Regions from separate parts of the Mus musculus genome. Here region 1 is linked to region 2. The links are chromatin loops, found by intact Hi-C in ENCODE. Cell type or tissue: left cerebral cortex. All regions are shown on one strand. Each heading gives the region's core, and the rest is flanking DNA. Links, peaks and the distances in the headings are about the cores only.

Evidence for each region. Hi-C counts contacts between places; a loop is a spot of excess contacts. Peaks named below come from ENCODE experiments on the same cell type or tissue, not always from the same donor. Only the 100,000 strongest peaks of a DNase experiment are listed, where the experiment ranks them.
Region 1: a loop joins it to region 2, with 2.4 times the contacts of the local background. A loop is called at or near these places in 3 of 42 quality-filtered maps.

What each region holds. Positions count from the first base shown.
Region 1 is chr6:39,862,107-39,877,279 of GRCm38, forward strand. It overlaps Tmem178b (transmembrane protein 178B), which reads left to right and starts at 9,330. Exons shown (of 4, transcript NM_001360978.1): 1 at 9,330-11,346. The coding sequence starts at 10,965. In left cerebral cortex, for the core only: CTCF peaks have their summits at 8,269 (motif pointing right) and 9,413; DNase peaks (open chromatin) are centred at 8,294, 8,496, 9,357, 9,809 and 5 more places; H3K4me3 peaks cover 3,360 bases; H3K27ac peaks cover 3,611 bases.
Region 2 is chr6:40,090,059-40,105,231 of GRCm38, forward strand. The region is part of intron 2 of Tmem178b (transmembrane protein 178B); the gene reads left to right. Among named protein-coding and RNA genes, the nearest start is that of Tmem178b, 230 kb to the left of the region's middle. In left cerebral cortex, for the core only: no CTCF peak of the experiment used is centred there; DNase peaks (open chromatin) are centred at 7,486, 8,679, 9,050 and 11,866.

The DNA of each region.
Region 1 (15,173 bases), core at 3,411-11,410, 230 kb before region 2:
AACCCGTAAGCAAGCCTAGCAAGAGATGGTGAGCAGAAGAGAAGAACCAGGGTTTTCCTCCCCAATTCCCTGCATCCTAGCATCAGCAGTTGCACGCTCCTCAGGGCTTCAGCCTTGGCCACACTGTGGTTTCAGCTTCCTCTTAGTGAACATGGTCCCTGGGCTCAGGAATTCTTCTTTTGTTTTTGCTTCTCCAGGTAAGTCATCCCAGCAAGAGGGCCTCTGTCTTATGATTTTTAGAGGGCCCCAAATATCACAAACACACTAAATAATTATTGGAGAAGTATGTCTGCAGATTCCTTGTGGCCCTTGGTTAATATAGTATAGGCTCCAGAAAACCACTTTGTAGTACTTCCTGTTTTGTGTCCTTAAAACAAGGTTATTTCCTCAAGGTTGTGTTGTATCTACGTTGGGGACTGTCTGTGTTTCAGAGCACCAAGAGGATCCGAGGAGCAGAAACACTCCCGTACAGGAGAAGACAGATCAGTTTGTCAGCCTTGCCTCCTAGATAGTTTGCATGTAGATTTTTGAATAAGAACTATTATTTTCCATAACTCATGAACACCCGTCCCTCCTTTGCTATTGTGCACCAATTCAACATTCTGTATTGAGTGACTCTGAGCTAGGCAACTGCCATCTTGGGTCATTCAGCTTGGCTCCCTGACAAAAGGTCACCCTAGCTGGATTTGTTGACATTTACACCCCCTCACCACCAGAACTGAAGAGGCCATAAGGACATGAGATTCTCTCCAGTGTATCTAACTGCTCCCTACCTGTTGTATGCAATCCTGCCTTAATTGTATAGATATGGGGAATGGTCTAGATTCTAGACTCTAGAATCCAGAACCTCTGGGAAGGGGTTCCATTTCTAAGGGGGGGGGACCTTATCCCTGCTGGGTAAAGGCTTTTCAGGTACAGCCTATTGGGGGTGAGGAGCACCCAAATCCCTCTAAGTAACTCTTCACCTCTGCCCAACAAGTTTCTGCAGTTTCAGAGTGAAGTTGCTGGAATCTGTCTTTTTATTTGGGGGGGGGGGGAGAGAAGGGTAGAAGCATTTATGTCATCCCCTGGGAAGGAATTTTAGCTACCATTACTATGGTATTTTGTAACAGTTGGACAGTGTAACCTATGTTTAGTAATGCTAGGCAATTCATCTTCTTACCTAAAAGTTTTTTAGACCCAGCCTGAATTTTTGCTTAGACTTCAAAACCATGCTAACAATATGCATGACACATAGTTTGGATGTGTTATGGAGATGTAGTCTCAACTTAAGCCAGTATCCATAGTATTCTTCAGAGAAACTAAAAGGTTTTTAATCTCAAATCTCTCTATAGAAGAACTCATTTAAGGAAAAAAAAACTGTAGTTACATTAAGACAGTGACAGAAATACTGATTAAATAAATGCTGCTAAAGCCATTGATTTAGAAAAGATACGAGTTGTATTAGGAAATCTAAATGGAATAATAGAAGATGCCTAAATTTTCATCATCATTTTAGAAAAGATACAAGTTGTATTAGGAGAGCTGAATGGAATGATAGAAGATGCCTAAATACATAACAAAGTGCAGATTTCAGTGGGAAATGAAGCTGACGCACAATTTGTGCGACCTGTGATTCTTCCAGAGGAGCTGTTACTTGCTATTAATAACATAAATAAAAACATTAAGAGGATTTCAAGATGCCTTACGTTTTCAAATGCTTTTGTGAAATAGAAATAAACTAGTAAGAACTATAAAAAGAGGAAAGAGAGTAAGGAGATAGAGTTGGCATGGAGGTGGCTGGCATCACAGTGTCTTCTCTAGTCTCAGCTGCCCAGAAAGCAGAGCAAGGAGAATGCACACGCACACACCAAAGATTAACTCACTTTCCTGACTTTAAAGAAGAAGATCAAAATTGCAAGGTAATATTTATAGAAATCTTTTCCCAGTCAATACTGGTAAAGACAATGGTCTTGATTGTAAAGCTATTTGAACAAATAAAGCAATATACTCTGATTTTTTGTTTTCTTTGTCTCTAGCATTGAAAGAACTTCAGAAATACTGCATGGGTCTAGCTATTATTTCAGGAGATTGTCAAATAACAATCTATGTGATAATGACATATGATAAAAGCATATAGAATTTATACATCAATCACTTTTCATATGTGATAGCTGCAATGTTTGATATATAAAACCTCATAGATAAATATTAAAAATTCCACTGATACTTCCAATGCAAGTGTTACTACTCCTGTCTGAAATTTCTGCAAAATGAAGTAAGACAGCCATCTATGCTGCTGTGGAGGCAAGAATTTGAGCCTAGCCTGGGCTACATAGTAAGTTCAAAGCCAACCCAAGATATAGTAGGAGAAAAACATACAAACAAAAAACCCCAACAAAGTTAGGGGCCAGTGAGATGGCCCAGGAGGTAAAGTGCTTATTGTATAAGTCCAACAACCTGAGTTCTATTCCCAGAATTACATATAGATGGACGAGAGAACAGACTCCACAAAATTGTCTTCTTTTTTTTTAATTTCTTTTTTTATTAGGTATTTATTTGATTTACATTTCCAATGCTATCCCAAAAGTCCCCTACACGCTCCCCCACCCACCCACTCACACTTCTTGGCCCTGGCGTTCCCCTGTACTGAGGCAGATAAAGTTTGCATGACCAATGGGCCTCTCTTTCCACTGATGGCTGACTAAGCCATCTTCTGATACATATGCAGCTAGAGACATGAGCTCTGGGGAGTACTGGGTAGTTTATATTGTTGTTCCACCTATAGGGTTGCAGATCCCTTTAGCTCCTTGGTTACTTTCTCTAGCTCCTCCATTGGGGGCCCTTTGATCCATCCAATAGCTGACTGTGATCATCCACTTCTGTGTTTGCTAGGCCCCGGCATAGTCTCACAAGAGACAGCTATATCTGGGTCCTTTCAGCAAAATCTTGCTAGTGTATGCAATGGTGTCAGCGTTTGGAGGCTGATTATGGGATGGATCCCCGGATAATCTCAATAATGCTATGACAATATGCAATAAGGCTCCCTCCTTGAAAACCATACACATCTATGTATATGATAATAATGATCACAAAACCAAACTAGGCAGTCTGGGGAGATGACTCAGTGAGCAAGCACGAGGACTGAGTTCAGATCCCCTGAAGCCACACAGAAGCATCTGTAATCCCGTTTTTTTCTACAGAGAAGTGAGAGGCAGAGGAGTTCCCAGAAGCTCAAGGGCCAGTTAGCATGGTGCAAGCATCAGTGATGAGATCTGGTCTCAAGGCAGAAGGTGAGGACTGACACCCAAGGTTACACACACGCCAAACCACATACACCCACACATACACTCACATCCCCCAACCCCACATATGCATACACACACACACACACACACACACACACACACACACACACTTGCATGCACACATACAAAGGCTGGGGGTGGCAGTAGAGTACTTTTCTCCTTAACATGTATAAGATTTTGGCTTTTATCCTTAGCACTGAAAAAAATGAGTCTTATGAAATATAAATGGTGAATATCTGTATTAATTTTGAACAATACTGGCACATTAACATATAAAAAACAATAATTTTGTTGAGCTTGTCAACATAAATATAGCAAATATATGAACATCAAATTTTGTCATAAAGGTATTTCTTAGAACACAGTTTCTATTAACAATCTGTCATTATAACTTCTCGAAGTTTAGACAGAGCATATGAGCTGCCGATTGTACATTTTCATGCTGTCTGAGTGTAAGGAGTAAGCATGGCTTACTGCATTAGTCTAGGGTGAGAGTGGCTTTCTGCATGGCTGCTTTACTGCTTGGTTGCTTGGGCTTTCAATTATTCTTCCATTTTTCACAAATAAAGAAGCATGAGTTTATTTCTTGAATGGTGTCTTTCAAATGATCTATTGAGTCAATACAGGTAGCACACACCTGTAGGCTTGGCACCCAGAAGGCCGAGGCAGGAGGATTGAAAGTATGGAAGGTAGCATGACCTATCAAGCAAGTTCAAGGTCGTCTTAAGTGAGAGCAGCACAGTCAAACTCTTGGTTCGATGGATTGAAGTTCTACCCTGGCATTTGTTAGCATTCCAGGGAAGCTAGCTAGACAAGGAGGTTTCTCTTCTGACACCTTGAGTTTGGACCTGAGCTTCCAGAACTGTGTTATAACAACTATTAGGTGTTTTAAGATACATAGTTCACAGTGACAGGAGCCCTAGGAAAGGCAGACTAGGAGCACATAAAGGCGCCTTTAGCCTTTGTGCAAGTGTTTCTGCACCTCTGCTGGGCCATAAGCAACGTGTCTCTTTCATCTTAGCAGCTACTGCCAGCTGCCTTCCCAAGTGGATGCATCAGTTTATCCCCCTACCAGAAGCGCCTGACAGTATTTCCTAATATCCCAGCCACCGACACTTCACAGACTTGTCCATTCCTCCCCCAGTCTGATGGTTCAAATCAGTATTTTAAAAATTGCATTCTTCAGATTACCAATAAGGTTGGGTTTTTTCATATGTTAATTTTCCACTTGAATGACTTCTGTGATTTTTCTCTTTATAAATTCTGCCCATTTGGCTGTTGTGCTATTTGTTTTATTCCTACTAACTTGAAACATTTCTTTATTTCAGGAGATGATCTTATTCACTTTAAAATATTCCTAGTTAAAGGAGAGAACGTTTACACATCAAGCAACTTTGTTGGGCTTAATTGGTTGCCTTTTTTCCCCCCAGCTTCTAGTGAGATGATCAAATGGTATTTATCTGGCCTATTGATATGAGACACCTGTAATTGTAAGAAATTTAAAAAGCAGAGCAGTTAAATATTTATGGGCAGGGGGAACGATGTGAGGCATTTGGGAACATGTATAGAAGGCGCATCTAAGAGAGACTGGAAATCCCTTTAGAAAAAAGGCAGGAACCTCTTGTAAGGTCTTGCAGGGACCTGGGCTTTCTCATAAAGTCAAGGTGTGACTGCTGCAGAGTTTTGAATAAAGGATAACTTGAAAAGATTGTGTGGTGGTGTAATAGAGGGAAAATAAAAAAAAAAAAACAGAGCTAAGAGAGGACTTGGATGAGAAATACATGTCTATGTTCCTGTCATGACCCCAAGGAAGAGGAAAAGAAGGAAGTGATACAAACCAGGATGCCTCTGTGATGAGCTGAGACTTAGAGAGAAGTCTTCCTGAGGATGAGTGCCTGTCCAAGCATGATATGCACATTCCTCAGCCTTGGCAAACTGATTTGGAAGGGACAAAGTGAAAAATCATTTTGGGGTTACACATAGTGTCCAAATTGTACAAAGCTAATTATGAAAACAGAAGTATACCTTTAACTCCCCCACATGGAGGGCAGAGGCAGTGGATCTTTAGGAGTTTGAGAGCAATCTGGTTTAGAGAGAGAGTTCCAGGACAGCCAGAGATGGACACACACACACACACACACACACACACACACACACTGTCTTTCCATGGATGAATACTGATACATATTTACCAACTTTTGTTTTGCTTCCAACTGACAACATGAAAGAGAGAATTTGCAGATGGAACTAGGTATGTGGGTAGAATAAATATGGCAGCTGAAGCCAGCGTGGAAGGAGTTGTCTGAGTTATCTTTCTATTGCTGTGATAAACATTGTGACCAAAAGCAACTTGGGGAGGAAAGGTTTTATTTCATCTTACAGCTCCCAGGTCACATCCCATGCCTGGGGGTGCGGGGTGGGTGGGTGGATTCCTGGCAGGAACTGAAGCTGAGGCCGTGGTGGAATGATCGTTTCTAGCTTGCTCATCCTTCTTTCTTACAGCACTCAGAATCACCTGCCCAGGGGTAGTACCACTCACAATGTAATGTGTTCGGCTCTCCCACATCAATCAAGAAAATGTCCCACAGCCTTTCCTACAGACCAATCCTATGGAGACATTGTCTTAAGATTCTCTCCTCCCAAGTTACCCTTGATTGTGTCAAGTTGACATAAAAACTAGTCAGAACAGGTGTGAAACAAGTATAAGAGGGCGCCTGTCTGCTCTGGGTGGGCTGTGTTCCAGGAAATGAAGATACATCTGACGATATCTCAGCCTCTGTTGATTACATAGAGAAAGCTGGCAGAATACGAAGATTGCTTCAATCAAAGGTGTGTCTGAGTAGATAGACTTCTTAATTTAAAAATTGTGAATATTGCAAACTGATGATCAGTTTGTAAGAGCATAAGGCATGAGAGGAAGTTGACTTGTGGGCTCCTCTGAGGAGAAGTGGGGGTGCAGTAGAATTTGACATTGCTCATGAAAAACCATGACAGAATGCCAGATTTCCTTAATAGGTGTACCTGGCCGTTGCTGCAGCCCAGGGAAAGAATGGGTAAATGGGTACTGTGTGAGCTCCATCTCTATGGAGATCAAGTGGCTTCGTGATGGCTGATATCAACTATGAGAAGGATGTCTATGTGAGAGATGGGTTAGATACCACCCCTGGGTCTCCCGAAGGCAAAAAAAGAGTAAGAGCCAATGTCTGGAACATAGGGATCTAGGGTAGGGTTCAGTATAAAGAAGAACTGTAACCATCCAGTCATGGAGCAGGCTGCTCGCGCCGAGATTTGCCTTTTCCATCATGTCAGGTGTGTGAGCAGACGCTGGTCATTCACTTTCTGGGATACTTTCTCAAGAATCACACATCATTTTATGTTTGACTCTGGAGTCAATTCTGACTTCAGGGCAGTATTATTATGAGCAGGAAGAAACACACAAAAGAGTGATGCTGTAGCTAACAGGGAAGAGAAATTTGAGGCTAGATCCTGCACTTAAAAAGAGTAGATCATAGTTGGGTGTGGTAGCCCACACCTGTAATCCCACCACCTGTTAGGTTATGGCAGGAGGACTGTAAGTTCCAGGCCAGCCCATGCAATTTAATGACAGATTGTCTCAAAAAATAAACTTGAAAAAAAGATGTGTGTGTGTGTGTGTGTGTGTGTGTGTGTGTGTGTGTGTGTGACTTGGATGTGGTGGATTGAATAAGAATGGACCCATAGATTCACATATTTGAATGCTTAGTCATTAGGGAGTGGCACTACTTGAGAGAGATTAGGAGGTGTGGCTTTGTAGGAGTTCATGGAAGTGTGTCACTAGGGGCTGGTTTTGAGGTTTCAAAAGCCCAAGCCAGTCCAATGGCTCTGTCTTCCTGCTGCCTATGGTTCCGAATGCAGAGCTCTATTGTGATAATGGACTAAACCCATGAAACTGTTAAGCATGTCCCAAATCACTTTCTCTTATTAAGAGTTGCCTAGGTCATGGTGTCTCTTCCACCACAATGGAACATGAAGACAGGGGAGGTGGAATACCTTCCTAGACTGCACAACAGTTTGGCTCCCAGTCAAGCACACACACAAAGATAACAACTAGGACGACAACAGCAACATCAACACAAGAAGCAATGCTGTCTAGGTGATCAGCTTCTTAGCCCTAAGCATCAGTATCATCTCCAATATGATATATGGTGGCTCAAAACAATCACACTTAAAAGGAGGGTACCAACCAACAAACATCTTTTGTAGGATTTTTGGGTTTTCACCAAGGACAACAACTTCAAAATGGTATATTAGTGATATCCAGGAAAGAGGAGGGCAGTACCCCACATTGGCTCCCTTCCTAAGCTGGGCCTAGGACAGCACTGAGGGCCACAGGATAGCAGGCAAATCTTTGAAAGTAGGCCAAAGGCCGTGGAAAAAGTTAAAGAGTTGACCAAGAGGGGAGCAAGAGTGGATTGTGGGTGGGTTGTGGGGGAGGGGTGCTGAAAGAGGAGCATGCGTGCTTTTCTGCCTGGGCACTGCCAGTGATCCTTGAGCTGGCTTAAAGACCCGAGAGGGAACCAAGAGACCCAAGCTGTAGAGATAATCTTGCTTTGACTTCCCACTGACCTTGTCAGTTCAGTTTCCCTTCTATTGTCATATGCAGGTACCCTACTAGGTGAAAAGCACTCCCACTTAGCTTTAGGGGTAGAAATAGCTTTAGTAGTGTTTGCATGTATGCCAAATGTATCCCTATTTTCAAGGACACAAATAGAATTGAGAAAAAGATAAGGAGAAGACACCCTGGCCAAAGTCGCTCAGCTTTATCAGGGCATCCCAGGGACCTCTGAGGATGATGTGGACTAGCAGGTGCCTGTAACTTCTAGACCAGCCGAGCATCATCTAAGAACCAAGTAGGTAATCCTAATGACTTCTCTTCACGAAGTAAATCCCCTTATAGAATTCAAGACTGAAAAACAAGGCACGCCCCTCCCCCACTAGATGGCACTGAAACGCCTTGTTCGCGATTTTCAAAATGCAGGGAGGAAAAAAAAAAAAAAAGACAAAAAGAATATGGTGGAGGTGCGTTCCTTTCGACTCACAAGTCCTGCTGTGCAAAGCTGGGTCCCTAGGGCACTCTCTTTTCCCCAGGGCAGCTCTTTATCCCTCAGTGGGGAACCCCGACTTTGGAGAGAGGGTGAAAACCGAAGGGTGAGCTTTAGAATGAAACCCCTAGTATGTGAAGCTGGATGGGAGGCTCCCAGCTTTGCGGCTCTGCTTCACGTGAGAGAAGCAGGGGGCGGGGTAGGGTGGGGATGGATCCTCTAGCTGGGGCCCACCTCTTCAAGGTCTGGAGTCTCGGTCCCACCTCAAAGAGGCCCTGCGGAGGCTAAATCCAGCGGTCATAGGGAAATCACGACAAACCCTATACCGAGGTTGCCTATAACTTCCTCTCCTCCAAAATCAACTGCCCTCTCACCCCACAGCGGCTCTCTTCTGGTCTTGAACGGATCAGTTAGTTGTCCCCTTTTCTTGCCGAAGAGTAAGGACAGGTGTGTGTGTGTGTGTGTGTGTGTGTGTGTGTGTGTGTGTGTGTATGTGTTGGGGTGTCGGCCGCTGGCTCACGGCTGCTCTCTGCTCAGTTCCAGGTAGAAACGCCAGTAGCTAGCAAGGTAGTGCTTATAGCTTTCTGGGGAAAAACAAAGATCAAACGAATAGGAGACACTAGAGGCGGAAACCGAGGTGCAGGGGTTCTCCCAGAGCCGGTTAAAGACCGTTCTCTAAGCATTTTCTTCTTTAAAGAACTGTGGCGAATTTAAGGGACTTTTCCACGGTCAAAAGAGAAACGGGAGACGTAGGCACCAACACTAAATTTATAATAATACACGTAAACATGCTACATATATGTATATGTGCATTAATATGGATGTGGTGGAGCCCATACCTACCTAGACACCATTGACTTGCCTGGCCAAAGAACAAGGCTCAGACATTTCGTGCCTGGAAAATGGTGTGGTTTAACTTTAAGAAGGCTAGAAAAATAAGAGATGAGGCTCACGTTGCACGGATGACATCACTAGCTTTTGGCTGCGCGCTCCGTGTTCTCGGCTGTGGGTTTTAGCCAAGGCTGCAGCGCCTGGAGGCCGAGCGAGTGACAGCGGCTTTCTCGGGCGCCCACACCCGGGCAATGCGATTTCTGGAGCCCCTGGGGTGCAGCTTGGGCTCTCGCTCCTCTCGGGCGTCGCCTGAGCCTGAGAGGCCCGGAAGCCTCTGCAGCTCGAGGAGGTAGGGAGGTGAAGCCGAGGCGCCCAGGCTCCCCCACCCCTCTATCCCCCGCCCCATTCACCCCAGTGCGGGGAGCCGGATCGCGGGACGCTGAGGCCGGGACGGGATATTCCACACGAGGCCGAGGGATCCCTAGTCTCGGCACCCGGGTGGGCTGAGAAGAAAATGGTGCAATCTGAGAGCGGCTGACCCCAGCTGGTTAGAGCAAGCGGTGCTGGAGTGCTTGGGCTCAGGTGGCGAAGGGGGCGGGTTGCTTCGAGCAGCCGGGCTCCGGGTTTTCTTCGTGCTCGCAGCATTTTCTCAGCACCTGGGCATCTCGCACGCGGGGCTGCGGAAGGCCAGGTGAAGTGGAGCAGAAGGGATATTGGAGAGGGCCGGGTGCACACACTCCAGGAAGAAGAAGGCGCTGGAGAGAGCCGCATGACACCGGGGAGGCTGGCGGCTGGGCGGGCAGCTCGCCACCCCTGAGCGACCTGTCCATGGTGTTGAAGGAGCTCCGAGCGCTCCGGGTGCGCCCTCCTCTGTGCAGTCCGTCCCTAACGCCCGTCAGCTGCCGCCCAGTCTCTGCAAACCCCGGGCCCTGAACAGTCGCGTAACGCCGCCCGAGTGTCCCCGCTGTCCAAAAGCGGAGCTGTCTTAATGGGGAGGCCAGAGGCAGGCCATCCGGGAGCTCGCGGGCAAAGGCTGGTAGAGACCATGCGTCTGCGGGCAGCTCGCTTCTGAGAGCACCCGTGGGGTCGGCAGGAGTCAAGGACCTAGTGGTGATCAGAGGACTCAGGCTTTGAAAAGACCCAACCTGGAAAAGAACAGTTCTGGGCACGCGTCCCCGGCCTTCGGCTGCAGACCGAAAAGGGGAGGAGAGTCCCAGAGAAAGAGATCCAGGCTGCACTCCCTACTCCGGGCAACCGGCCGTGAGCGCGATCCGTCCTTCGGCGAAGTGTCGCGTCCTCAGATCTCCCTCCCTATCATTCATTCCCAGGAAGCCAGGACTGTCACTCCGGTCAGCAAGCTGCACAGAGAAACCCAGCAAGCCTCGCCGTGGTCGAGAGCACTTGGTGTTTAGTTTGTGATTGCTGGGCGGCGTGCAGAGGCGGACGGAGGGTTAGGACTGTTGCCCCCTGAACGGTGGGAAGTGGCCGTGCTGAGTTCACCACCGCGAGAGGAGGCTGCACCTGCCCGGAGGATGCTCAGGACCCTGCGGGAGCCTCTCCCGATCAGAACTTTTTAGGCTGCCCGCCTCTACTCCCGCAGTCCCCCAGCCGCGTACCCGCAGGTGGGGGCCGAGGGGGGCGCCGCGGCGCAGATCCCCTCCCGTATCCACCCCTAGCTCGGCCGCCCGCCGCTTTGTTCCGGGCGCGCGGAGGGAAGGCGAGGCTGCGGCGGATCATGCCCATGGTGTAGCCGCCAAGCGGAGGCATGGCTGCCGGAAGGTTACTGCTCTATACGGGGCTTTCGCTAGCGCTCTGCGCCCTCGGCATGTTGGCTGTGGCCATCTGCTCCGACCATTGGTACGAGACGGACGCCAGGAAGCACAGGGACAGGTGCAAGGCCTTCAACACCCGCCGGGTCGACCCCGGCTTCATTTACAACAACAACAACAACTTGCCTCTGCGCGCCAGCCGCTCGCGCCTGGACCGCTGGGAGGGCAAACTCCTCCGGGCCCGGAATCGCCGGCAGCTGTTCGCTATGAGCCCCGCGGACGAGTGCAGCCGTCAATACAACTCCACCAACATGGGCCTCTGGAGGAAGTGCCACCGGCAGGGCTTCGACCCGGAGATCGCCGCCCTCATACGGAAAGGTAAGCTCGAGGCGCGAGGCGTGGCGCTGCAGAGAGCCAGGCACTCTAGGTAGGCCCTGCAGCCCCTTGCTTCTCCTGGTGGCCACAGGCTATGGCATCTCCTGGTTTCTGAGTGGTCCAGTTAGGCAGGCCTGGCTGAACCTTGGCGTGGGCAGAACTTGCCTCTCCATAGCTGATTGTGGTAAAGGCTTCACTCTGTTGGCTCACCTGCTGTCTTGCTCTTATGGGTCGGGATTCGTATGCATTCTCCTAGGCCAGGGTTTTGTTTTTTTAAATCCAAGATAATGGCTTCATCAACCTCTGGGAAGGAAGGGAATCTCCAATGTTGTGTTTCTAGAGGAAACCCTAGACGTGTCAGGGCTAACTGGCTCCAAATTTTAATCCCTGTTTTTAGATGTTGAACTAATTCGATCAAAGGAAACTGGGGATGGGGGATGTCCTCTGCAGGAGACACTATGCACACCAGAAACATTTAGTTAGTAAGGCACTGTTAGAAGTCATGGTGTAGCTATTGGTCATATAAACACCAATACATTACAGCCTCTGCTTTGTAGGAGCCCAAAGCAGGTAGCCAGCAGCATTCCATTACAGTCCTTTATTTCATCTTCTGGAGCAGTGGTTGACATAGTGACGGTGAGCAGTGAATACCAGCAGTCTAATACGCACAAAAAAGTAACACAAAAGTGGGACTATCAGAAGGAAAGAAATGACCATTTTCAGGTTTATATAAAACACTCAAGGTGCATAAAACAGAAAACAAGCAAATATCTGCTAATACCACTTGATATTTGAATATGATCACATGCATTGAAAAGTCTGCTTATGTGATACAATTTGTAAATCCTATATGGTTTATATGCTTGAAAACAACCTGTCTCATCAGTCTACTGAAATACTGTTTGATGTGAAGCGCTTTAATGTCTTCTGAGGATACCCCTCTATGATGGCTGCACTCTGGGAAGATGTGTAGATTTTAGACCTTGCTTCTCTCCTCATGTGTCACTCTCTTCAACCAGTGAGTGGTTGACAACTGTGCTAATATTTGCAAATGTGCTTTGAAGCCAAGACATAAAGTGACTCTTAATGTCTCATATCGCCATGAAGTTTACTGATGTTTTAAAATGATATCTGAGAGAACTGATGTACTTTGATTTATAAAAGTGTTGAGGTTGTTCGGAAGAAATTGTTAATTTGAAAACACACGCACACACAACAGCAGCAACAACCAGCTATGTAAGAATGGTTAGTGGGTATGGTTCAGGAGGCCATTTCACAGTTAGGAGGGGAGGAAGAGCCATTGGAAAGAGAAAGAGTGAGTGTCCATCTTGGCCTTTATTGCATAGCTTCTTGGGAATGACCAGGGATGCCAGTTTTAAGCAGGGACATGTTGATGCTGACAGACATCCCACCTGCTTCTGGGTGAGGCTTTTATTAGTGTGGCTTGACCTAGGTGGAACTCCGCAACTTTGTAAGAATGTATAGGGTTATGCCGCTTGACTGAGAATCAGGAAAACAAGAGGAAGCAGAATTATTTTTCCACAAGGGGGACTTCGTAAACATTTTCAGATTGATGGTTTTATTTTATCTGTTTTCTGTTTTCTTTAAAATGGAAATGATAGGTAGCTAGCTGAACCATTGGGGAGAACTGCTAATAATGACTGGTGAGCTCTGACAAGAATTGTTGAAGGACATTATTAAATTTCCTTTCTTGAACCTTCTAGAACAAGGCAGGTTTTCTATATCTGGTATTGGTTTACCCCACTTAGAGAAAGAGGAAAATGGGATTGGTAGCTTCTGGTGTCTCCAGTCAGGCCTCTGATTCCATCTTGTCTGCCTGGCAATCTGACTAGAGAGGTTGACTTGGTCTGTGCAGCAGAGGGACTGGTTACCATAGTGACATGTTCTTCCGGTGAAGCTGGAAACAGAGTGACAGGGGAAGGGATGAACAACATTTTGACTTTATATCGACTGATTTTTAATTGCAGCAACAGAAAATGGACACGCACAGCAGGGGGATTGAATACAATGATACCCAGAGTTGGCAGGGCATTGTATTTCACTTGAACTAATGGAAATGCTGTCCCTCATCACCTCAAATACAGCAATCACTGTCAGCTGCAAGCACTCGCTCACCATGGCCGTTTCTGTCCTTTTGGCATTCCTGTTAGGCATTATTGAGATAGATGGCATGCTGGCTTTACAAATCCCGAGAGACCTAAGGTCACCATCTTCATTTTTTAACCTCATAACACCATCTTCGTAACACAGAGCTCCCCTTTCCCAGCAGCAGCAGCCACATGTTGGAAACAAGCTCATTTCATATAAATAGATTCTGGAGGCAATTCTAATAACCCATAGAAAGCAATTTCTAGAATTAACCAGCATTTATCCCAGAACGGTGAATTTTATATGGAAGTTAAAATTGACACTTCTCAATTTAAATTTAGGAAATCTTAAGGAAGGTCATTTATCTCATATTATTCACTAGGAGACCCAAAGAGAACTTAGACCTTTATCTTTTTGGTGAACATCTTCTATTACATCCGTGGGAGATATATTTTGGGCAAAGGAAAAGGGAATCTAAGAAAAAGTTATTTAAAGTGTATTTAAATTTTTATGGAAAAAAGTGAGTTGTGTCTTAAAGATCCTGTTGCTCTAAAGAAGTGACTCTCAGGCTCTAGGTCATAGCCCCTCTTGGGGTCACATATCAGATATCCTGCATATCAGATATTTACATTATGATTCATAACTCTAGCAAAGTCACAGTTATGAACTAGCAACAACAAGATTTTATGGTTAGGGGTCACTACAGCACGAGGAGCTGTATTAAAAGGTCACAGCACCAGGAAGGTTAAGAAGCCCTGCCCTAAAGGGTTCTGTCATTTCTTAGCTTCTTAACTCAGTCCTTGCATCCAAAGTGTTGCTTGTGCCTTTGAAAGGAGACAAAACCACCAAGCGAGTGGAACAGCTGAAGCCAACCTGTATCAGACAGGAAGATGAAATATCTTGGATTCATGTCTTTCTCTGGAATCCATTCTTTTTGATGCCCCATGCCATGCTGTGCACGTCAGTGTGTATTTCTGGCAATGGCACTTGTTTCCTTATTGAGCTGAAAGTTCCTGGAAGGCAAGCAAGGCACACATTTGTAACGCATTTTCACCAGAGGCCTAGGTTCTTGGGAAAGACCTCATAAAAATCAGGATTATTAATGTGTCTATTCAGAGCCAATTATAGTTATGGAAATACTTGTGTGGAAATACGAACAACAGATTGGTTGGGAAATCATGATTAAAGAAACCAAACTATTGTGACTATGAGTCCAGGTTAATATTGTACCAGATGCTAAATGAGACACCAAATTTTTTTTTTTTTTTTTTTTTTTTTTTTTTTTTTTTTTTTTTTTTTTTTTTTGTGCAAGAGCTTTGCCAAGGAATAAGGGAGACACCCAACTCCTTTTGGGTAACATATGCCGCTAAACAGACACACATTATGCAAAGTCATTATTTTCCACATTAGATAAGATTTTAATTATTCTTTGCTCGGAGGTCAGATTGAGTATGGGGTGTATAGCAAGGATTGATTAGTCCAAATTTCTATATGATTTTGTCAATATGAGTCTTATGTCCTCTTGCTTTTAAACCTCATTCTGGTTTTTCAGAAAGGTCAGCACAGGGTGCTGGGGGCAGATCAATAGCAAGACCAATTTCTGAAGCTCAAGGGATATCCAGGTAGCTCTAGGTAAGGCTTATTTCAGGGAACATTTTATTTCTTTGGTTTGTATTGAAGTGCTAAATTTGTGGAATTTGAAAGAAGCAGATATTTAGCTG
Region 2 (15,173 bases), core at 4,310-12,309:
TAACTTAACCTAACTATCTAGACTATGCCTGGCCATGAGGCTAGCTCTATACCTTTCTTGTCTTTGGTGTGGTCCATGTGTCTGCCCTCAGCGTCTCCAGCTTCTGCTTCCCTTGCCAGGCCTCACTCCTCTGTCCAGAAGTTCCACTCTCTTCCTTCCTGCCGAGTCTGTGGGCTGTCAGATCTGTATTATAACCAGCCAGTTGCAAGACAGACTCTGATACATTCCAGATTGACTTAGATGGAAAAATGAATATTTAACAAAATAGAAAAACCCAGTGATAGGCCATAGGAATGACAACACCATAATCCTGTCAGCACTTAGCTGTCTGATGCTAAAGAATTAACAACTGAAAATACAGAGACACACCTTCACGAAATGTGAAGAAAGGTCATCCCAACAGCCTCTTGTGGTCAAAATTATCCCCTTGACTCCACCCAGGATACTTTTTCTCTCAGCTTCTATTCGGAGTGTTTGCCCTATACTTTCTGCCAACTTGTAGTAATGATAGGGAAATAATTTCAAGGGAAACTTATGGATCGTTGAACTCAAGAACACCAATTTTTTTAAAGGTTTATTTATTTTAATTTTATGTGTTTGGGTGTTTTGCCTGTGTATACCTAGGTACCATGTGTCTGCAGTGCTGGCATGGGCTAGAAGAGGGTATGAGATCCCTTGAAACTGGAGTTACAGATGTGTGTGTGTGTGTGTGTGTGTGTGTGTGTGTGTGTCAATCTGAGGGTGCTAGGAATTGAACCTTGGTCCTCTGGAAGAAGAGCTAGTGCTTTTAACCACTAAGCCATTTCTCCAGCCCCAAGAGTATCAATTCTTATGTAAACACTAGAGAAAGTTTTGCTCAGGAGGAGTTTGACTGTAGTGCTTCCCTACTTATTACTGTAATCACCTCCACAGGTGAAGTTGTTGCTATCAAGTTTATTCTGTAAGCTGACAGTCACACATGCTTGCACAATGCAACTGTATGTTGTACATGACAGAGGAAGCCATTCTGGCGTATTCTTATGCTTTGGGAAAAAAAAAAGACCTGCATTTGTACTACTATGTGTACCTTTGGGGGAGGGGAAGTCTTATTTCCAAAAGCAGAAAGATGTACTTGGCTTAGGGCCCCCATGATGAGAGAAAGGCATTGTTAAGTGCAGAAACCACCCATTCAAATCCAGTTCCTGATAGGGAGCAGCCACGAGCCAGATAGAGCATCCCTGAAACTGCGCCATGGAGATCTGCAGGCAATGAGCTGAAAACAAACAAAGCAAGAAACTTGTGGCTGCCTGTGGAGCAGCCACTTCAGCCTCAGCTTCCACTGAGCATCACCACCACCTGACCCTCTTTTCATTTAGCTGCAACAGTGCTAGCGGCTTTGCCTGAAAACCCTGGAGATTCCTTTTCTCATCTCTCTCCTTCTTGGAACCTTTTGATCTCTGCCAGTTGGAATCAGCAGTGGGTGGGGGTGGGGGTAGCAAGCCATATGCTTCAGCTCTCAGAATGGCACATTTTAGACCCTAAACGCAGGTGGTTCAAAGGGATATTTATTTATTCGTTGGCTGTTCTATTGATTGACTGCTCATTTGTTTGTAAAATCTCAAGTTTGGCTTTGCAGGAAAGAGTGGAGCCAGGCTTTGTTTGCAGGGTGGTTTATACACCACTGGGGTTAGGAAAGTGTTCATTCCGCAGGGGTAGAGGTAAGATCTTTGGCTGGCCAAGCTATTCTCTTGCACTGCCATTGGCCGTGTGAGCACAACTGTGATTGCTCACGTTTATGGTCTCGAAGCTTAGAGCGCATTCTCACGCCCCATCTCTTCTGTCTTCAGTGCCATCCTGAGATAGATAAAACACTCCGGGGAACCCGTTGGCTCAGGATTCTTTTTCTTGAGGATCTATGTTCAGATCATCTGCTTAGCAATGCTTGATGCTTCCTTTGATCATGTCTTTCCTTCCCCCTCAATGACTGCTCCATCTCCACTCATGGTTCTCCACTCTCTTCCATCTGCTCCCCACTTTTTAATGTCCTTATGCTGTGCTTCAGTTCTGCGCTCCCTCTGATATGTCCTTCACCCAAATGCCCGTGCTGTCCGTTCCACTGAGGTAGTCTCAGCCTGTGTTCTAGTATCAAGAAAGTCCAACAGACTACAGAATTACTGCTTTGTGGTTGAATCTGTCCAGGTACACAGCATCACAGATCCAGTCTACCTAACATTATCAATCACTTTCTATCCATAGCCTAGTCTCATTCTAAATGGTCAGCCTTGAGCACTAAGGCTCCTTTTCCACTTGGTTGTATTTTGGCATGTATCTCATTAGTCGCCCAGGCTAGAATTCTTGTTTTTGCTTAAATGCCTCTCCCACTTGTCCCCATGTCCCTCACCTGTCTCCATCTGTTCACACCTGAGGTTTTGCTATAGCCCGTGAGCTGATCTTGTCACCAGGTTTGAGTCAACTTCTCAGTTCTGTGCAGCTCTATCAGACTGATCTTTTGGAAACACCTTTCCTTCACCAGACTCTCTGTGCACATTCTTCCCTTTGTCAGCAGTCTGCAGCCTCCAAGATCCAAGCCTGTCTTTAAAGAATTACAAATCCAGGCTAACATGAATCTATGCCTCCAGTCAAAGTGGCACGCGTATAGAACTGACTATAAACATGAACTTTTGCTGCCTTCTCATTCTCCTCTGCCTACATCCAGAATTTAGCCTCGTCTTCAAAATCCGCATCAGGAGCTACATTCCCCTTGAACATTTCTATAAATATTCACGTCATAGGGATCCAGCATTTTCATCTGAGTCCCGAAACTCCACCTTTGTATTAAATTACTTCTTTGAAGTTGATGTCTCTCACAGTGTTTTCTCTGATTGCTATTTCAGGTTTACATTGGATTTAGAAAGTTTTCCATTTTCATGGGTCATAGCCATATACTTCTTGAAGGGCAAAGCTGCTCATTTTTCTTCTTGGGTCCCCCATTGTCTAGCACAAGACTCACTATATACGAGTCACCTGGCAACAATATGCAGAATATTTAAGGTTGCCTGGGACTTCTAGTTTAATCAAGGGAACCTATTTTTAAAATACCCATTTTTTTCCCTCTACAAATTATTTATTAACCTATTCAACCCTCCCGACTTACCATATGCATGTAAAAACAAAATTTTACTCATTAAAAGCTGTTGTGTTTATTATCTTTGAACTTGATTGTAGATGATTGACATCTGAGACATACTAATATGATCCTTGTTTTTAAGGATGTATTTTCTGCTCTTGTTCTCTGATGAGCTGGGAGAGTAATGCCCACAGCTGAATATTCTTGAGGTCTCATGTTTGAAATTCAGAAGGCCAGAGATAGCAGCGCAGTTAGGCGGCAGACAGTACACCTAATTTAAGCACACGTTGGACCTGCTGACTCTTACGTGAGAGGATAATAGAGAAACTGCCTGGCTGCTGAGGCTGGGCCTGGTTCTCAGCTTGGCAAATCCAGAAACTTGATTTCATGGTTCACTACCTTTTTTTTTTCCCCTGAGGGAGAAATTGGTATTAACCATACACATCAAAAAAGCATTCTGTTGTAATAATTTATCAATAACATATACATTTTGAGGCTAGATTCATATCTACTCCTTGTGGTAATGCTTGAAAGATATTTAGATCTTGACAGCCTGATTATCATTGAGAATTGATTGATGATCCAGAGAAAATCAGAGTAGAAGGTCTGGGAAAGTGTGGTGGTTCTAATGTGAAATGTGCCTCCCCTGCAACCACCACCCTGGAAGGCTCATTTGTATGGATGCCTGCTCCCCGGATGATAGTGCTCCTTTGGAAGGAAAAGAAACCTTTAGGAGATGGAATCTACCTGGAAGAGATGGATCCCTGGGGGTAGGCCTTGAGGTTGAAGAGCCAGACACCACTTCTTTTCTGCCCTCTGCTCCCTGACTATGGATATGGTATGACCAGTGCCCTCCTATTGCTATCCTTTCCATCACGTGATAAATGATATCACTTCTTACTGTCATGCAAAAATAAACTCTTTCTCATTGACGTTGCTTCCTCCAGGCATTTGGTCATAGCCAGGAGAAAAGCAATTAATACAGGGAATATTTCCAGTTCATGGAGCACCTGGAGAATGGGCTCCATTAGGGTTGTTACGTGTATACACTGCGTGAGCACATCAGCACAATATACAATGGAACTTTCCCTACACCTGCCCATACATTCATACATACGTTTGTACATACATAAATACATACATACATACAAACATACTATAATTTACAAACATTTATTGAGTGCCTGTTAAGTGCTAAGGGCACAAGCACTGTTCAGACTCATGAAGTTCAGAGTTAGGTGTTTGTCTTTCGGGTGGTATTGAGTAAATCTCAACAAACTAATAATCATCTCTTTTGTCCTCCAGCTCCTTACAGATGGCCATTTCCTTTGTGTCTCAAAAATCATTAAAGTTAATCTGTTTATAAAACCAGTTGATGACATTAATTCTGTGCCATCTTATTTTTGAAAGTGGTTTTTCTAATTGTCAGTGACATCCTAGTTTGGAGGTTTACAACCCAGCTCTGGAGAGTACTCTTACTGTATTCAAGCAACAGTAACAGTATGGGGAAACTGTGGCCAGGTGTGTTGGCCACTATCCCTCCATTTTATCTTTGATGTTGCTTATTATTCTTTATTGTAGATAGGTGAGGGAAGATCTGCACTCGGGAGGCAGAGGCAGGCGAATTTCTGAGTTCGAGGCCAGCCTGGTCTACAAAGTGAGTTCCAGGACAGCCAGAGCTACACAGAGAAACCCTGTCTTGAAAAAACAAAAACAAACAAACAAACAAACAAAAGACTGTTAAATCCAAATAGCTCCGTTTCCTTCTTTAACTTGAGAGCTATAGGCAATAAGATTGCAGCTTCCCTGTTCTGTGTATGCATCGTGGAAGAATAAGAAGTGCTGACAGACACTGGTTCTTAGCAGCTCTTACTTAAGCTATCTGTGGCCAAGGCAGAAGCTCTCATCTCCTTGATTCTTGGTAGTACTGAGAGTTACCACTGTGTTTGGAAGTTTCACAGTTATCACTGAAAATGTCATAGGGAGGGACTACCACATTCATCTTATGGGGAGAGTAGGAGTGTGGCTTCTTAGGAGGAGGGGGTAAGAAGAGATGGATGGGTTTCATGCTGGAGCAGAGAAAGCCCTAGGTGGAGATAATGCTACTGCTTCTGCTCTGTTCGCCTAGGAGAGGGAATGTCAATGAGAAGGGCAGAGTGACAGGCTTTTTTCTGACTGACCTGGGATCAAGGACACGGACTTAAGCTGGTTCTTTAATTAGTTATGAGCAACTTAACCTAGGAAGTGAGGTCACCAGAACTGGAAGAAGACTCCTGGTGCCTGGCTAACACAGGGAGGACTTTGGATGCCAAGATGACCTTAATTCCTAGAGCTGAGCTCCTGGGATGCCTTTCCAGGAACGATCAATGCCAAGATGAAGAGTTTGCAGGGAGTAAGGAAGATGGGCTGCAACAAGGCAGATACAAAACTGGAAACTCCGGAGGCACAATCCAGTCCTCAGAGTTACTCCATTCCAAGATATGATTCAAGTTGAGTTAAAACAGAACATTTTACCAGAGTCTGGATAAGACCAAAGTTTGTCTGGATCTGCCAACAATATAGGATTAGTGATGAAATATCAGGGTTGCATTTGCTGAATATAGTGCAACTGAAAAACGGTGTCTCTGACGGCTGCGTAGGGTTGCCGAAGCTGGATGTTTGTGAACATCTCTAAGACAAATGTCAGCAGTATTATCTACACCTAATGGTTATTTATTTTTTATTTTATTAGATTTTTTGACTTTAAAGAAGAAAGTGGGTTTGGAGAAAGGTGCTTCAGACTTACTTTAATTATCTCTTATTGAACAAGATTTATTTTGAGATACTGTGTTATGATTGTAAGGTGTCCGTGCTGGGGTGATATGTAATGACCCATCCACGTTTCCACCACCCATCCATGCACCTACCTAATTCATCAGGTCATCCATCTAATAATAATTCCTTGGACTTACAACATGGCAGTCCCCATGGCACAAGTTTCCTAAACATTGAATCTTTGAACATACGGTGATGATGGCTGGTATCCATCTTATAGCTCATTCTGAGGGTGTGATTAGAAATAGAAAATTAATAATTTGGTGTTGTGATACTAAGAGGCTTGGCTGTGCACATATTTAAGTTACTTTGAGTTCATTTAGAGTAGGAAAACCTAAATATGTAGACTCTAAATTCTAAGTTTTTCTTCATTAGTCATTTGGGGGGGTGATTCATTTAATGTTCAAAAATTTCACCCACATTTAGGACAGACTTTCTGCTTAATGAGAAATACAGATATGTGAGGCATGACATCCTTTCTTCAAACTTGGGCTAAGTTGCTTGGGAGTTTGATGGCTAACCCTGCACTTCACTTCAGGAGCCTAGAGAGGGGCCTAGAGATTTTCCAGCCTGTCTGGTTTGCAGCTCATCTTGATCTTATACTGTGTTACTCTTCAGAGAGCAACACAACAGCTCCACCATATCTTCCCAGAATAGCACTGTTAAATATTGCTAAACGGCTACAATTCAACTTTTAGAGAAGTGATAAATAAATATGTGTTTTCCCTGCTTTCTTAATGCCATTAAAGACATTTTTTGAACCATATGTGACAGAAATGTTTACCATAGATATAAGCTTGAAACTGAGATACTTCTGCCCTAAATGAAAAATTTTACCAATTTTTAAGCAATTGAGGAAAAACATAACTGGGATGGTTAGAAAGAACTGTCAAATTCTGCAAAATATGATTGATGTAGTTGATCATCAGGAAAGCAGGCAGCTTAGGACATATCACAAAAATTAAGAGATTTGTTGATCCTAGTGAACCATTTCATTGTATTTAAAACAAGAAGGAAACTTAAATGTGGAAAGGTAAAATAATGTGCTCTTGGTACACAGCTAGTAAGTAGTCTGGAAGTCTTGGCAATGAGTTAATGGCTTCTCTCAGTCTCTAAGCCTTAGCACCCCAGAGGTCAGTTGGACCCTGACTTGCTACCTCCATGGGAAAGTCTTCCAAAGATGACGATGCTTTCCAAACTACTTCCTGTCCTAACCCATCTGCGTCTGCTCTGATTGAGAAAACACCTTATTCAAGGCTCTTGTTGGGGCTTTGTCCCATACACTTGCATCTTGTTTCCCTTCCAAGCATCAACATCTGGCAGCTAAGGCCAAATGCACAGCCCTGGTGAACTCCCAACCATCAAAGATGCTCCAGTGGCCATCAGCATTGCCATCATGAGTGGTGATCCTTTAGTGGTTTAACATCCTGTGAAAGTAGGCACATGCTTCCAAGATGCTGATAGACTTTCAAAGCAGCCTGCCCATCATGGTGTGGACATCTCTTCTTATATCAGCACTGTGCACACAAGTGCCAACAAGTGACTTTTGGTGGGTGAGCTGCGTGCCCACCCACAGTACTAGTCATTGCGTCCAGGTGAAAGAGACTAGATTCCTAAAGATGCTTTGCCCACAAGCATCTGGTTTTCAGCCCAGGCTTTCTTGTAGAACCTCTTTTAAAATCAACACTTAAAAAAGATACCAGTTCCACAGCTTTATCCTTGGGTTTCTGGTCTACTCCTCCAGCATTTTAAAAATGAAAATTCTTCCTGGGCAATGCTTATGTGCAGCCGGGGTTGGAGATACCCTGGGAAACAGTCTCATTCCTGGGCAACTGCAGGAAGCAGGGGTCACAGATGTGAACAGAGGGAGAAGTGCCTCCCCTGATCACAGCACCCCATGCTCATCCTCCTCATGACCAGCATGTATCCAGGAACTTTTCATTTGTACACAGTGTTCTGTTTTGTGTTGGGAAACAGCTGGTGGAAATCAATTTAGAAGCTTCCAGACTGGCTGGGCATCTGAAATGATGCAGGTCGCAGGGCCAGACTGTTCCCTTTGTGTGTTTCTCTACCTGCTTTGTCACTGAAGCTCAATAAATGTCATCTGTTGTTTATGTTGTTATTAATAACGATAAGAATGACAAACAGCTATGCCAAGGAACATGTTTTCAGTATCCATTGAAGCTGCTATGAGAACACAGTTTGGGAGCCTAGGGTCAAAAAACTGTTGAGTGCTGGGGACGTGACTCAAGGGGTAAAAATACTCATTGTCCAAGCCCAAGGACCTGACTTTTAATTCTGTAAAACCCAGGAATGACTGCCAGCACATGTGTTGGGAGTGTGGGGGTATAGGGTATTGTAGGGGAGACAGGGGTATTGAAGCCAGCACAGGTGAAAACTGGGGAACTCCAGGTTTTCTGACTCAAGGGAAAAGTGTTAGAGGAGGATACTGATGTCTTCCTTTAGCCTCTACATGTGCACATGGTATGTGCACACACATGGTATACACACACACACACACAATGAGAGAGGGAGGGAGGGAGGGAGGGAGGGAGGGAGAGAGAGAGAGAGAGAGAGAGAGAGAGAGAGAGAGAGAGAGAGAGAGAGAGAGAATATGAATATGACTATTTTATGGAGGCAGAAGATTCCAGCAAGCCTAGTTGAGTAGGAACATTAAAGGCAGAGACATAATGAGAACAGGGCTCAGAGCGACACAGTGTAGGAGGTATTTGGCAAACAATTATCTCAATCTGCCTGGATCAGGGCCTACAACTAAGGTAGAGTAGCCTGGTGAGGATTCGGGGTGCCACTCACTGGTGAAACACTTGCACATGACATGTGACACTTTCTCCTCAGTGTGCAAAAATCAATCATCAATCAGTCCCTCAGCCATTGAGGGTGTGGAGTGTGTGTCAGGTGGTAAGAAGATGAGGCTGTTGTGTGTGAAGACATCCCTTGCCCCTATTCTCCATAGAACATTGCCCCCCACCCCCTCACAGCACTTTTCGGTCTGAGCTAAGAAAATTTGAATAGTAGATTAGTCTTCTGGCTTTTCCCCTTTTTCTGGTGTCGAGTTTTAAAAATTCTCACTTGTATTTTGCCATATCTTTCCCAGCCCCACCCCTTGTTGAGGGAGGAGGTAAGTCTTCATTTGGAATTCTGAAGAGCAAGCTGCCAAATAGCTTCTGGAAGGTTGAAGTGCAGCGGGTCTGAATGCTGCTTTTTATGGGGTGTTAAGTTTAGTCAGGCTCTCTGCGGGTAGCTAACCACTGGTAAATGTTAAAGAGAGAGCCCTCCAAGAACCGCTGTTTAAAAGTCACTTGTGGTAGGCAATACTAATGCAGCAGGAATAAAGGACACTAGCATCTTTGAAAAGTCCTGCTACCAAGACTGAACGATCTGTCTTCTCATCTCTCTCCTCACAGCCTCAGACCATTCACAAGATATGACTAGCAACAGGAAGTTCTGTGGGTAACATAGGAGATGCATCCATAGAAGCATGCAACATTTCATATTGAGATAACGCCACACATATAGCTTTTTCAACCTTCTTGTTTGAATTATGATCATCCTTTCACAAAATCAAGTAAATTATACATTATTTTAAGGCTGCATAGTTTTTATTTATGCAGTTTTATTTGTTCAAGCAGTTTACATTTTTCCCAACTATTTTTGGTATTTCCTGGTAATTAATAGCTGGAGTACTGGTCTTTTGTTTGTTTGTTTTACATGTGTGTGTATATAGGCCAGAGGAGAGCCTGTATATTATCTTCAGAAATGTCTTTTGAGATAGGATTTTTCAATTGACCTGACTGGCCAACTGTCGCGTCTGCTCTCGACCAGCAAGAACGACACGACCACCAGTCCTTCTAACAACAGTTTATTCAGTCCTGATTCTTCTTGTTTATATCTCCCCCGAACCCTGGGCCTCTCATTCCTTTTATACTCTCATCCACGCACAGCAGGCCACGCCGCCTCACCAGGCACGCAGCTTCAGTTAAGCAGGGCAGCAGGGGCATATCTCCATCAAACTGGATTCACCGGTATCCTGGTGCACCTGCGCAGCTCTCAAGATGTTTGTGGCTTATATGAGGAAGTCAGGTGCAAGTCATACGACTTAGCTACAGTCCCTGGCGCCTTTGGGACTGCCGCCACACCCGCTCCTAACAGCCAACAAGATCCAGGATCCTCCTGCCTCTGTTGCCCCTGTTCTGGGACAATGAGTGCATACTCCCATGGGTTTGAGGGATCAAAATTAGTCTTCACACTTGTGAGGCAAGCTCTCTCCTGAGTCTTCTTCCTGCTCCCCATAGCACGTTTTTAATGGCTGCATTATTAATTATTCAAATAATTTTTAGCACTTTTCATTTTTCCCAGCTATTTTTGCTATTTCCTGGTAATTAATAGCTGGAGTATTGGTCACTGTACTCTCAGTGGTCACATAGTCAACAAATGTTCTTTGAGTGTTGTATACTGGGCTAGATGTGATAGTAGTTACTCATTCCGGCAAATCCAAATTCTATTATGACAGAAGATCCACAAAGCAACTATATAAATAAAGGAACAAGCATTGTTGGGTTTTGATAAGTGTGCTAAGTAGGAAAGATGACAAGGTAAAAAGTTAAAACATGAACTATAGGGATAGGTAGGAATAACATTTGTAAGAAGAGATGTTCAGGATCATGCTCAGTGAAGAGGGCAGGAGAGAGCCATCCAGGGGAGAGTCAGAAGACAAGAATTCCAACTGGGAGAACCGGCAAAGGCAAAGGCGTGCGTGTGTGTGTGTGTATGTGTGTGTGTGTGTGAGAGAGAGAGAGAGAGAGAGAGAGAGAGAGAGAGAGAGAGATGCCTAGGGTCAGTTGAAGCAGACAGGATGAGGGACGTTACTGGGCGATGACAGAAGGAATAAGATAATTTGTGTGCTTGGTTCCTGGGAGCAGAAAAGCTATGGAAGATATTATCCAGAAGAACAGCATGTTTAAATAGAACCCTGGCCTGGGAAGGCAAGGCAAACTTGGACGGAGGGACAGTAGATTTTACTTTTAATTGAAGGTTTTAAAATATATTTGATAATATTTTTCTTCTCTTCCAATTCCTCCCAGATTCCCTCAAATTCCCTACCCACCTAACTTCATACTCTCTCTTTAACAAAAGGCCAATGCCTCCAAGAAAATTAAAACAGAAACCCAATAAGTAAAAAAAAAAAAATGCTAAAACAGGACAAAACTGCACAGTATAAAAACATGGACTATGTTTTGTATTGGCCAAAACTCTAGGGCCTGCTTTGGAATGTGGTCGATTTACCCAGCGGCAATCCTTTGGAGAAGACTGGCTCTTTCTTTCCAGCAGGTATCCGTTACAAATAACTTCTTGGTTAGAGGTTGGGCTTTGTATCTGCTCCCTCCTCTCAGTACTGGGATTCTGTCTGGTATGGACCTGGATAGTTGGACTTTTGGCTACTTCATGTGTTCCCTTTTCTACCACCCTTCTCTACTCTTCTCCCTTCCAATCCCCCAACACTAGGTAGGAGAGAAAGAAGTTTAGAGGAGGAAGGGGACATCAATCTCATTAGACAGCTTATTGGTGACTAGGGGAGTCAAGTTCCTTGGGGGAAAGTTTGACCTTCATTGTCAGGATATTTCCAACCAGCAACAGGAGGAACAGCAGCCCCTGCAGCCCCTCTGAGTAGGAGTGGGGGTTAGGGGTCCAGCATTTTATACCTTCTCAAGAGTCCCCAGAAGTCCAAACACCATATACTTGCAGAAACTATCTATAGCTGGCAGAATCACGTGCCTGCCAGAGCATAGGACGAATCATAGTCTGTTGCTGTGGACATCTAAAGCAGCCCCATATCCCACACAAGAAAAATATATTCCTATATGTGGGATGTGGTTTTAAAGAAACAGAAATTCTCACTACAAACCTGTGCATATTTTCTGGATGCTGTCACATCTCTTGTAAGTTCTTGTGTGTATAAGTGACAGGAGAGTATGTAAATATTCCAGATTGCGCAATGTCATGGCTTGAGTCAGGCGATGTTAGACAGAAGGTAAGAAGTGTAGGATTTAGATAGACTTGGGTCACCTAGAGTTTTTGACAGAGCTAACATGGCGAGTTTGAGGGAGGGACATAGAAGGTTTTCAGGTGAGAACAACTGAGATTGGCTGCTTTGAAGAGAGAGGGGATAATTCCTCTGCCAGTGAGCACAGTGGGCTGGAGAGGTGTGATGATAACATGATACCACAGAGCTGGTGACTTATAAAGGAAAGAGGTTTATTTTGTTCACAATCCTGTTTGGAGTTGAGTGGCTACTTCTGGTGATGGCTGTGTTGTTGGCAGTGGTGTGGAGTGGTGCTGGACACCACAAGGTGAGAGACAGTGTGCATACTTCTTTCTGTGTGACTTTTTGCCTCTCTTTTCAGATCAACAGCAACAGTCAATTATGAGGCATCTGCCCCAGTTGTGACTTCATCTAGTCATAACCACATTCCAAAGGTCTCATTGCTGAACACCATATTCACATGGCTCGTCCTCTTAATCCCTCACAGTGGGGACAGAAGACCAACATGCTATGTGGGTGCAACAAGCCATATTCAAGGTGTAGCTGGAGGGGACCACAGAAGCTGAGTTTCAGATTTGATGATGTGTGAGACATAGACTGTCTTCAGGATCGCTCTTGACAGCTGTGTCTCATTTAAGGCACAGGTTGGCTCCCAGTTTTGAGGGATGCGTCAGTTTGATTTTAGGGGATTTCCTCATCATGGTTTTAAATCAGAATAGATCATCACTTTCAAGAATCATTTGCTACTTTTTTTGGTGTGTGCACACATCTTGTTTTAGCCATAAATCTGTTTACTATAGATTACATTTTTGTCAGCTGTCTCAGCAGATTCTTCAGAGCTATGCGTTCTGCATAAAAACAGGCCTTTTGTTTCCAACTATTACCTTTTAGGCGATCCTCCCTCCCGTTGAAGTCATAATGTGCTCTTTGTGACAGCATAGTGGTTGCTCTGGGAAATGATTAGGATGTCACAATTAGGATTAGCATGCCAGGTGGAGAACGGCAAGTGTGAGGGACAGATGGCCATTCTCTCAGAAGCAAGGAAAAAAAAAAGAATCCTTGCCTCCCTCCTATCTATGCTCACAGAAACAAGAGAAGGAGGCCAGGCATGTGTAGGATCTATAAATAGAACTGTTTCTGAGGAGACTGCTTTCCTCAAGATTTCATTAGGCATCAGAAAGCCCTTTGCACCTAGCAATTAAAGACACTGATTTGCCTCTACTGTATTATGAGTTTGAGGAAAGAAAGCCAAACTTGCATTCTTATTGAACAGATGCAGGTAAAATGCCTGAGAAAACTCTAAATGGGCTCTATAAATCTCAAGTGGTTCCACCACCTCTGTGTTAGACAAGCATCTCGAAGATGAGATGTCCCCAGTATTTCTGTGTTAACTCCTTCTTGTAATGAGAGCTGTCATTTCTGTCTGTCATCTGTTGTCATCTACCCACAGAAAGGGCATCTCTAGAACCATGGAAAAGGCTTTGCTCATCTTCCCATTATCCCAGGTGACCTGGAGGCAGGGTTTGGTGTTTAGCCCTTGGGCAGCTAACAGGGGCATTCTCTGCTTGCTGGTCCCTGTGGAGTCTGGGCTTCTGGTCTGAGTTTGTTAGTGTCATACTCAAGCCTACTGAACCAACAGGACCCAAAGAAGGTGAAACCAACCTTCTTGTCCTGGGAAGCCCACAGGGATCTTTTTACTCATGATGAGCCCATAGTCTCAGACTCTGACAAACCACATCAGAAATTCCTTTCTCTATCTCTCCCCTGGGAGCTGTGAAAAAGCCAGGCAGCTTTTCTACCTGGAATGGTTTAGATGCAGGTACATGCCTTTGATTAGTCATGGAAGACTGCCCAGGAAAATAATGTTAGCCTCTCTGGGAACTCAGTTGTAGATAAACCCATTGCCTTATAGGCTTGTCCTGAGGATGACCAAGGAATTCTTCTTTTTATGTTGCAGACACCTTTGCTAACCCAAGGACACTGTCGGCAGAAGCTCAGACAACCCTGACATTGCCAGTGCAGTCAGAAAGTTTAGTACTGTGCTGTGCTTGAAGTCCATCTGTGAACACTCCTATTTTTGTAGTACCCAGTTTTGTTTTTTTGTTTTTGTTTTTCATTTGCTGAATTTGTCTTGAATGCATTCATCCGTGTTCTGGGTACTAAGTCTATAGCAGTGAACAAAGGAACCCTATACTTACATTTGCATATCAATACAGTGGCTAACAGTCTTTTGAGTAGAAACTCAGATAATTTGCTTTCTTTTTCATTTATAATCTTGCTTTCTTATGTTCCCTAAATCAAACATTCATTACCTGTACTAGAGAAGCATAAGAAAAGAGACAAAAATCCATGCTTCATTTCTTAAGACTAACAAACAGTGACTAATGCTCCTTGTAATGCCGTAGGGTTTGAAAATGACTGTGTATTTTATCAGTCATGATAATATTCCAGATGTATTTGGATGGCTAGAGGCCCAGGCATGTGCAGGGTATGTTACCTGCTCAGGTTCTGCCTATTGTTTGCAGTACGCATGAGCAGATGCTTTGCAGTAATTCAGGCCTACTGGGAATTGATTGTCTTTAAATTAGGAATACTGTCTCTAAAGCAGAGCTTTGCAAATGTGGCCCACGAACCACATGCTGTTTATGTAAACAGTTGAGTCAGGACACAGCCATACCCATTCATTTCTATATAGCTCATGGCTGTTGGCACACTACAATAGCATAGTCAACTGGGGATAACAGAAATGGTTTGGGCCTCCAAGCTTAAAAATTGACCACCCAGCCTTTACAGACAAACTAAACCCACGGACTACAGGTCTGAAGTAGCTCTGTCCAGTGGCACTCTGTGGAACAGTGAAAAGCTCCTTGCATGGCTGATCCGAGAGCTTCCTGGGGAAAAGGCATAGCCAGCTTTTACCTTAGAGATGAACTTGGTCCTGTGTGCAGCAAGCACTTTACCTACTGACTCAGCTCCTCAGGCCACGAACCTTATTATTATTTTCTTTTTTAGAGAAGTATTAGGTTCACAGCAAAACTGAATAGAAAATGTATAGGGCTCCTGTATATCCCCTGTGCCTCCCCTACTACTAACATGCCTTACCTCAGAAGTACGTTTGCTAAAATGTGTCATTGGCATCTACTTAGCACTCAAACTTCAGCGTTTACAATGTGGCTCACTCTTGGTGTTGGA